Regions from separate parts of the Homo sapiens genome. Here region 2 is linked to region 1. Evidence: read pairs that join two places in POLR2A ChIA-PET (ENCODE). Cell type or tissue: MCF 10A. All regions are shown on one strand.

Evidence for each region. Peaks named below come from ENCODE experiments on the same cell type or tissue, not always from the same donor. Only the 100,000 strongest peaks of a DNase experiment are listed, where the experiment ranks them.
Region 2: POLR2A ChIA-PET joins it to region 1 with 5 read pairs; 3 of 35 experiments call an interaction of 5 or more read pairs at or near these places.

Annotation. Positions count from the first base shown.
Region 1 is chr1:110,388,223-110,393,222 of GRCh38, reverse strand. SLC16A4 (solute carrier family 16 member 4) reads left to right here and starts at 2,197. Exons shown (of 9, transcript NM_004696.3): 1 at 2,197-2,358; 2 at 3,868-3,986. The coding sequence starts at 3,900. In MCF 10A, no CTCF peak of the experiment used is centred here; DNase peaks (open chromatin) are centred at 2,122 and 2,972.
Region 2 is chr1:109,859,884-109,864,883 of GRCh38, reverse strand. All of the region lies in intron 4 of LINC01768 (long intergenic non-protein coding RNA 1768), which reads right to left. Among named protein-coding and RNA genes, the nearest start is that of LINC01768, 34 kb to the right of the region's middle. RefSeq lists an enhancer at 1-11. In MCF 10A, no CTCF peak of the experiment used is centred here; no DNase peak of the experiment used is centred here.

The DNA of each region.
Region 1 (5,000 bases):
CTCACAACAACCTTGCAAAATATTAGCTACGCTTTAGAGTTTTAGAAACAGACTCAAAGAGAGTAAATTGCCCAGAGTCTACGGGCTTAAAAACTGACAAAATTGAGATTATCACCAAGCCTGCATTTCTGTTCATGTGCCTCTATGAAACATATGTTTGAAGTTCATCTCTGATTACTTTGCTGTCCTCTTGGCCTCTATGAATGACTTGCTGTTCTGCCGCATTTCAAATCTGACCCCAGGCATTAGCATCAGAGTTCTCTATCAATATAAAGCCTATTATAAGACAAAGATGAATAGGAATATATACACACATATATAATGTATTGTTTACATAGGTTAGGCACAATGATTCACTATTATCATTTAAGGAATGGTAGGAACCCTCCTGAAATCTAACTTCCCAGTTGTATATGTTCCTATATGTATATGTGTGTATATATATATTCCTCTGTGTGTGTGTGTGTAAGAAAAATATATATATAGCCTAGCATCATTTCATCCTGTGATTAGAATTATGGATAGCTGGCTCCTTACAGTGGTTTATGCCTGTAATCCTAATACTTTGGGAGGTCAGGATGGGAGGATCGCTTGAGCCCAGGACATTGCAAACAGCCTGGGCAACAGAGTGAAACCCCCATCTCTTAAAAAAAAAAAAAATTAATTAGCTGAGCATGGTGGTGCATGCCTGTAGTCCCAGCTACTCAGGAGGCTGAGGTAGGAGGATTGCTTGAGCTGGGGAGGTCAAGGCTGCAGTAAACCATGATTATGCCACTGACTCCAGCCTGGGCAATAGAGCAGGCCCTGTCTCAAGAAAAAAAGAAATCATAGATAGCCCTGCTTTAAAAGAGCAACAAGCGTGCCACCAAAAAAATAAATAAATCAGTCTTGTTTACTAAAAAATGTTTTCAGGCTGGCCACGGTGGCTTACGTCTGTAATCCCAGCACTTTGGCAGGCTAAGGCAGGCGGATTGCCTGAGCTCAGGAGTTTGAGACCAGCCCGGGCAACACGGTGAAACCCCGTTTCTACTAAAATACAAAAAATTAGCTGGGCGTGGTGGTATGCGCCTGTAGTACCAGGTACTTGGGAGACTGAGGCAGGAGAATCACTTGAACACGGGAGGCAGAGGTTGCAGTGAACCGAAATTGCACCACTGCACTCCAGCCTGGGCGACAGAGTGAGACTCTGTCTCAAAAAAAAAAAAGTTGTCTAGAGTGTATTCATAATTACAAACAGCTCTCTGAAAAGCATTTATTTGCCTTCTCTCTTTGGGTTTTCTCCTTCTGTTGAATGTTTATTTGATCCTTGCCACCAGCATCATGTAACTGCATAATCCTTCCATGCTTACACTTACAGGGCACCCTCCCAAACCACTAAGCTGTCCTTCTGCAAGCACTTTAATCAAAAAGTATTATAGAGTTTGATTTTAAGAATCTGAGAAGCCTCTTGCTTCTTAAAAAGGAACATGCATAAATATGTGCAGATTTTCCAGATAAAACTAAAAACACATCCTTTCGTCTAAAATATACTCTGGTTTAAAATCTGGAATATTGGTGTGGGAGACGAAAGACAATTTCCCATTTGACTTGTTTGTTTTGTTTTGTTTTATGTGGAGGGTAGAGGGAGGAAATGGGAAGAGAAAGTTGAATTATCCCAGTAATTTTCTAGGGGTCTCAGCCTTAACCATTTCCAAAATATAATAAAAAAAATCTCATTAAAATTACTACGAGCATACGTCTTTTGCAGGAGGTGGTTGAGGTAATCAGATCTCAAAAATGCAATTAAAATGGGGTCTGAAACCCCAAATTAGTAACCAGAATCTTTAGTCAATATACAAAAGGCCACACGAATGGGTTGAGCTTACTGAAGATTTCTGTTTGTGGCCCAGGAAATGCCTCTCTCACCACCCATCCAGGAGTTTTATATTCTCCTGTAAAATAAGCATGTTGTGAGAAGTTCCCTGAGGAAATTTGAAGACAAGTGTATGAGAGCTCTGGAGCCCCATCCCCCTGCCCTGAGCATAGTCGCCAAAAGGACTTTCCACTTAGTTTACTTCATGCTTGCTTTTGAGCCTGCGGCAAAAAATTCTACCTTCTGAGTGACTGTGGGTGGAGGGAGGGCCTGAGATGACATCAAATCACAGTCTTTCCTCCTCCCCTCAGGAAGTAAAGTCCACTAGCAGGAGGGCCTAAATCGTCTGAGCCCTCCTTGGCTCTTACAATGCTCACTTGTTTTCACAATGCAGCAAAATGAAATGCCTTAGAAAAAGAGTAACATTCCAGAAAACGGTGTAATTTATTTTTCTTCCTTAATTGCCCCATCTGTGGAGGATTTCTTTGCTGAACACCACATCAAAGGTAAGATGGGAATGGGACTGTGTGCTGGGTTGGTTTTCTAACAACGACTGGCATCTCTCCCCACCCAGCCTGCTCACCAGATGGCCATTCCGCATACCCTGCCAGCTGACTTTCCTTTCCAGTTAGAAACAGTCAGCCTTCGACCCGACAGGGGAAATAATGAGTACTGTTCCCCCTTCCTCAGAACATTTACATTTTCTTTTTGCTATCATTCTTTATATACACTTGTTTATTTTACGGAACCGATTGGGAGAAGGTAGCATAGTGTCATGTTACTCCTGAATACTTTAGCATGTATCTCCTAAGAATATTCTCTTGTGGAAGAGGTTCCAAGAGGTTAACCTTGGTACAGTATTCTGTATTATACAGTCCATATTCAAATTTCCCCAACTGTCCCCACAAACTGTCTTTTACAACTTTTTTTTCTGATCTAGGATATATTCAATAAGCGGGTATCGCATTTCGTTGTCATGTCTGTTTAGCTCCAAAAATATTTACATTTAGCAAGTGTTTTCTAAGGAGAATTCCTAAACTCAAGGCTCGCCTTCCCTTTCTATTTCTCTTAAGAGTTCACCCGGAGGACCAGCAGGGTGACGCACAGCTTCTCCAAGAAACTGGCTTGCAGACCTGGGGGGAGGGACACTGAGTACAGTTCTAGGAGTGGCCACCCCACAGTCACTGAGATCAGGCTTTCCAGGTAACTAAGTCCTTAGTTGCATCAGGCAGACTTCATCTGTAACTGAGGGGTTAAAAAAAAATTACAAGTGGTTTTATATCATAGGGAAAGAGGTTTTTTTTCTGTTTTGTATTACATTTCAACTTTTATTTTAGATTCAGGGGGTACATGTGTAGGTTTGTTACAAAGGCATATTGTCTGATGCTGAGATTTGGAGTATAATTGAACCCCTCACCCAGATAGTGAGCACAGCATCCAATAGGGAGTTTTTCAACCCTCCTCCCTCCCTATCTTGTAGTCCCCAGTGTCTGTGGTTCCCCTCTTTATGTCCATATGTACCCAATTTTTAGCTCCCACTTATAAGTGAGAACATGCAGTATTTGGTTGTTTCTGCATCAATTTGCTCAAGATAATGGTCCAGCTGCATCCATATTGCTGGAAAGGATATGATTTTGTTCTTTTTTATGGTGGCTGTGTAGTATTCCATGGTGTCTATGTATCACATTTTCTTTATCCAACCCACTGTTGATGAGCACGTAGGTTGATTCCATGTCTTTGCTATTGTGAATAATGCTGCAGTGAACATAAAAGTGCATGTGGCTTTTTGGTAGAACAATTTATCTTCCTTTGGGTATATACCCAGGAATGGGATTACTGGGTCAAATGGTAGTTCAATTTTTGGTTCTTTCAGAAATCTCCAAACTGCGTTGCACAGTGGCTGAACTAATTTGCATTCCCACCAACAATGTATGAACGTTCCCTTTCAGATAAAAAGTTTAAAAGTTTAGATTAGTTTCTGGTCCACTGAATCAACTGTCTTGGATTTATCACAGGGATCTTCTGCATTTAAAATAGAAGAGGCATCATGCTGAAGAGGGAGGGGAAGGTCCAACCTTACACTAAAACCCTGGATGGAGGATGGGGATGGATGATTGTGATTCATTTTTTCCTGGTAAGAATTCACTTTTTTCCCCCTTTCCTATTGCCTAAAAGCAGGCTTTCTGGAGAAAGGCTCAGAGCTGCCTACGAATAGGATCACTTAGGAAATCTTTGGCATCTGAGTGGAGGGGTGGGCAGGAACAAGGCCAGGAGCTGCCAAAAACTGCTAAAGTCAGAGGCCCATGCCGAACCCAGGAGAAAGTTGAAAATGCCCCTAGAGCAAAAGCAGAAATGTTCCTGGGCTGGGTGTGGGGGCTCACACCTATAATCCCAGCACTTTGGGAGGCCTAGGTGTGTGGATCACTTGAAGTCAGGAGTTCGAGACCAGCCTAGCTAACATGGTGAAACCCGATCACTACAAAAATACAAAAATTAGCTGAGTGCAGTGGCATGCACCTGTAGTCCCAGCTACTTGGGAGGCTGAGGCAGGAGAATTGCTTGAAATCAGGAGGTGGAGACTGAAGTGAGCCAAGATCGTGCCACTGCACTGCAGCCTAGGCAACCATGAGAGACTCTCTCAAAACAAACAAACAGAAGTGTTCCTGAATCCAGTCATCTACTCTTCCTATCATCTCTTAAACCTGAGAATGCTCAGTCACAATCAGCAGTTCTGTACTGGCTGCATGGCAATTAGGGTTTGGGGACAATCATACTTTTAACCATCCCAAAAGTAGCACTGGGAGGTGCTAAAAAGTGCTCTGGGGGTGATCTCCCCAGTTCAGCCCAGCATAGATAGAACACTGTGGGCACAGCCCCTTCTACCGATAAGGGGTGGGGACATTTCCTCTGTTTGGCCTGCTGTCTACTTCCCAATCCATCCCCACTAACTATAGTTTATGCTATCTATATTTCCGATGTGTTTGGAAAGGGAGGACAAGGATTTTGAAGGGGGAGCCTGATTCTTCTCCTTTACCCATAAGCAACTAGACGAGGCATTCCATTTTTTAAATTAACTTCTTTCCCTCACCCTCCCAGGGGTTGAGGTGTGAGAGTGGTGATCTGCATCATCAGCATGCCCATTCCAGAA
Region 2 (5,000 bases), 530 kb after region 1:
TACCTGAATCCATGGATGGGTTCCACCTGAAATGACCAAGAACCACCGCTCACACCCACTGCACCCACCCAAGTGGAAGAGGAGGTGTGAAACGATGGCTTGATTGTCCTCTGGCATGGTGCATGGCTGAGGCTGACACACCCAGAAAGCCCAGCTGCTTCACCAGAGGGGTGTCTGTGTGTAGCAGCCCACATGTGGTACACTCTTGTCTAAGCATGACACTGCAGGAGGACTCAATGCAGCTCGCGTCAGGAGCTGGACTATTTGTGTGATAGGACTTTGGCAGGACTGGTTTACAAGATACTGGTCACAGAGACCCCTGCTGATAAAATAGGATGTGGTAAAGAAGCCAGCCAAAACCAAGATGGCAACAAAAGTGACCTCTGATGGTCCTCACTGCTCATTATACACTAATTATAATACATTAGCATGCCACAAGACACTCCCATCAGCACCACAACAGTTTACAAATACCATGGCAACCACTGCACTACCGTATATGGTCTAAAAAGAGGAGGAACCTTTGGTTCCGGGAAATCTCCACCCCTTTCCTAGAAAACTCATAAATAATCCACCCCATATTTAGCATGTAATCAAGAAATAACCATAAGTATAGCCAGCCAGCAGCCCATGAGGGCTGCTCTGCCTGTGGAGTAGCCCCCCTTTTATTCTTTTACTTTCTTAATAAACTTGCTTTCACTTTGCTTGCTTGCTCTTGAATTCCCTCTTGTGCAAAGCCAAGAACTCACATGGCCTCCCAGGCTGAACCTTAATTTTGGGGTTCACCCTGTGACATTAGCAGCAGTGCATCAGGAGCTGGGGTGGGAGTGGGGGAATTCTAGTTTCAACAGTGATAGAGATGGCAGCATCAGAGAGAGCCTGGGTTCCTTCAGCCAAACACTGCATAAACTACAACAATGCACAGGCAGCAGGGAGAGAGAGGGTTTTGCTCATGAGGAAAGAAAAGAACTTATAGTTGAGGAATGTGAGTCCTTTTAAATCATCAGTCCCAGAGAGATATTAAAATGAGAAAGCAATCACATTCTACTTCCCCCTTGAGCTATGTATTCATCTCTTAAAACTGCTTGCTATTGCCACAAATAGCACTTGGACACTATATTGCTTAATAATGTATAGCAAATCACTCTTCAATGTTACTTTTGTGTATGTGTGTTTTTTTGTTTTTGTTTCTGTTTTTGTTTTTTTGAGACAGAGTTTCCCTCTTGTTGCCCAGGCTGGAGTGCAATGGCACGATCTCAGCTCACTGCAACCTCCGCCTCCCGGGTTCAAGCAATTCTCCTGCCTCAGCCTCCCAAGTAGCTGGGATTACAGGCGCCCACCACCACATCTGGCTGATTTTTGTATTTTTAGTAGAGATGGGGTTTTCACCATGTTGGCCGGGCTTGTCTCCTGACCTCAGGTGATCCACCCACTTGAGCCTCCCAAAGTGCTGGAATTACAGACGTGAGCCACCATGCTGGCCCAATGTTACTTTCGTAAACCAATGAGAAATCCTGACAAACAACTTTGTATCAGCCTACTCCCTGTCCCCACTTTCTGCCTTTAAAAATCCACTTGTGGCCAGGCGCGGTGTCTCATGCCTGTAATCCCAGCACTTCGGGAAGCTGAGGCAGGCGAATCACGAGATCAGAAGTTCAAGACCAGCCTGACCAATGTGGTAAAACGCCCTCTGTACTAAAAATACAAAAGAAATTAGCTGGGCATAGTGGCGGGCGCCTGTAATCCCAGCTACTCAGGAGGCTGAGTCAGGAGAATGACTTGAACCCAGGAGGCAGAGGTTGCAGTGAGCCGAGATCACACCACTGCACTCCAGCCAGGTGACAGAATGAGATTCGGTCTCAAAAAAAAAGTCTACTTGTAACTGCTGCTGATCAGAGTGTGTGTTCAGGACAACTTGAATCTATGCTGCCTGGTTGCAATTCTCAAGCTTGGCCCAAATAAACTCCTTACATTAATTTTGCCTCAGCTTCTTCCTTTTAGGTTGACACTTACTTGGTGTACTGGGCTGAATAGCAACCCCCACCACCCCAAATTCATATCTACCTGGAACCTGAGAACATGACCTTATTTGGAAGTAGGGTCTTTGTAGATGTAATCAGTTAAGATGAGGGTCTGTTTGTTTTGGGTGGGCCCTAAATGTGATGTGACTGGTATCCATATAAGAAGAGGAGAGGACACAGAGATTCATATGGGAAGTCCAGGTGACCTTGGAGATAGAGATTGGAGTGATGCACCTGCAAGTCAAGGAATGCCAAGGTTTACCAGCCAGAAGGAGCCAACCCTGCCAGCACCTTGATTTCAGACTTACGGCCCCCTGAACTGCAAGACATTAAATTTCTGTTGTTTTCAGCCACCGATTTGTGGTACTTCGTTACAGCAGCCTGGTAACAAATTGATTTGGGCATGTGGGGATTCAGGAGATTAATCTGGAAAATAAGAAATAATGAGAATCTTATTTGAATCCCAGACTGGTAAGGCAAGTTACACTAATTACAGATTATTAAACAGATGTCTTATCTGCTCTGATAAACCAACAAAATGCTGAAATGACATCTTATAATATTTTTGCGGATAAGCTAGGAAAAATGTGGGTTCGATGATGGTACAAGTTGAGGGTTTTCAGCTAGTTTAACACCCGATTGGATTGACCAAATGATGCTGGCCCACAGGAAAATTGCATGACTCTGTCCTTTACAGTAACTTGGATAATACTTTGAATATGTTCTTTTTTTTTAATACTTTAAGTTCTAGGGTACATGTGCACAATGTGCAGGTTTGTTACATAGGTATACATGTGCCATGTTGGTTTGCTGCACCCATTAACTCATCATTTACATTAGGTATTTCTCCTAATGCTACCCCTCCACCTGCACCCCACCCCATGACAGGTCCCCATGTGTGATGTTCCCCGCCCTGTGTCCAAGTGTTCTCATTGTTCAATGCCCACCTATGAGTGAGAACATGTGGTGTTTGGTCTTCTGTTCTTGAGATAGTTTGCCCAGAATGATGGTTTCCAGCTTCATCCATGTCCCTGCAAAGACATGAACTCATCCTTTTTTATGGCTGCATAGTATTTCATGGTGTATATGTGCCACATTTTCTTAATCCAGCCTATCATTGATGGATATTTGGGTTGGTTCCAAGTTTTTGCTATTGTGAACAGTGCTGCAATAAACACACGTGTGTATTTGTCTTTATAGTAGAATGATTTATAATCCTTTGGGTATATATCCAGTAATGGGATTGCTGGGTTGAATGGTATTTCTAGTTCTAAATCCTGGAGGAATCACCACACTGTCTTCCACAATGGTTCAACTAGTTTACACTCCCCAACAGTGTAAAAGTGTCTCTATTTCTCCAGATCCTCTCCAGCATCTGTTGTTTCCTGACTTTTTAATGATTGCCATTCTAACTGGTGTGAGATGGTATCTCATTGTGGTTTTGATTTGCATTTCTCTGATGAGCATTTTTTCATGTGTCTGTTGGCTGCATAAATGTCTTCTTTTGAGAAGTGTCTGTTCATATCCTTTGCCCACTTTTTGATGGGGTTGTTTTTTCCTTGTAAGTTTGTTTAAGTTCTTTGTAGATTCTGGATATTAACCCTTTATCGGATGGGTAGATCGCAAAAATTTTCTCCCATTCTGTAGGTTGCCTGTTCACTCTGATGGTAGTTTCTTTTGCTGTGCAGAAGCTCTTTAGTTTAATTAGATCCCATTTGTCAATTTTGGCTTTTGTTGCCATTGCTTTTGGTGTTTTAGTCATGAAGTCCTTGTCCATGCCTATGTCCTGAATGGTATTGCCTAGGTTTTCTTCTAGGGTTTTTATGGTTTTAGGTCTTATGTTTAAATCTTTAATTCATCTTGAATTAATTTTTGTATAAGGTGTAAGGAAGGGATCCAGTTTCAGCTTTCTACATATCACTAGCCAGTTTTCCCAGCACCATTTATTAAATAGGGAATCCTTTCCCCATTTCTTGTTTTTGTCAGTTTTGTCAAATATCTGATGGTTGCAAATGTGTGGTGTTATTTCTGAGGCCTCTGTTGTGTTCCATTGGTCTATCTCTCTGTTTTGGTACCAGTACCATGCTGTTTTCGTTACTATAGCCTTGTAGTATATTTTGAAGTCAGGTAGTGTGATGCCTCCAGCTTTGTTCATTTTGCTTAGGATTGTCTTGGCAATGCGGGCTCTCTTTTGATTCCACATGAACTTTAAAGTAGTTTTTTCCAATTCTGTGAAGAAAGTCATTGGTTTCTTGATGGGGATGGCATTGAATCTATAAATTACCTTGGGCAGTATGGACATTTTCACGATATTGACTCTTCCTATCCATGAGCATGGAATGTTCTTCCATTTGTTTGTGTCCTCTTTTATTTCATTTAGCAGTGGTTTGTAGTTCTCCTTGAAGAGGTCCTTCACATCCTTTGTAAGTTGGATTCCTGGATATTTTATTCTCTTTGTAGTAATTGTGAATGGGAGTTCACTCATGATTTGGCTCTATGTTTGTCTGTTCTTGGAGTATAGGAATGCTTGTAATTTTTGCACATTGATTTTGTGTGTATTTCTGTGGGATCGGGGATTATATCCCCTTTATCATTTTTTATTGCATCTATTTGATTCTCCTCTCTTTTCTTCTTTATTAGTCTTGCTAGCAGTCTATCAATTTTGTTGATTTTTTCAAAAAAACAGCTCTTGGATTCATTGATTTTTTGAAATTTTTTTTCTGTATCTCTATCTCCTTCAGTTCTGCTCTGATCTTAGTTATTTCTTGCCATCTACTAGCTTTTGAATGTGTTTGCTCTTGCTTCTCTAGTTCTTTTGTGATGTTAGGGTGTCGATTTTAGATCTTTCCTGCTTTCTCTTGTGGGCATTTAGTGCTATAAATTTCCCTCTACACACTGCTTTAAATGTGTCCCAGAGATTCTTGTACATTGTGTCTTTGTTCTTATTGGTTTCAAAGAACATCTTTATTTCTGCCTTTA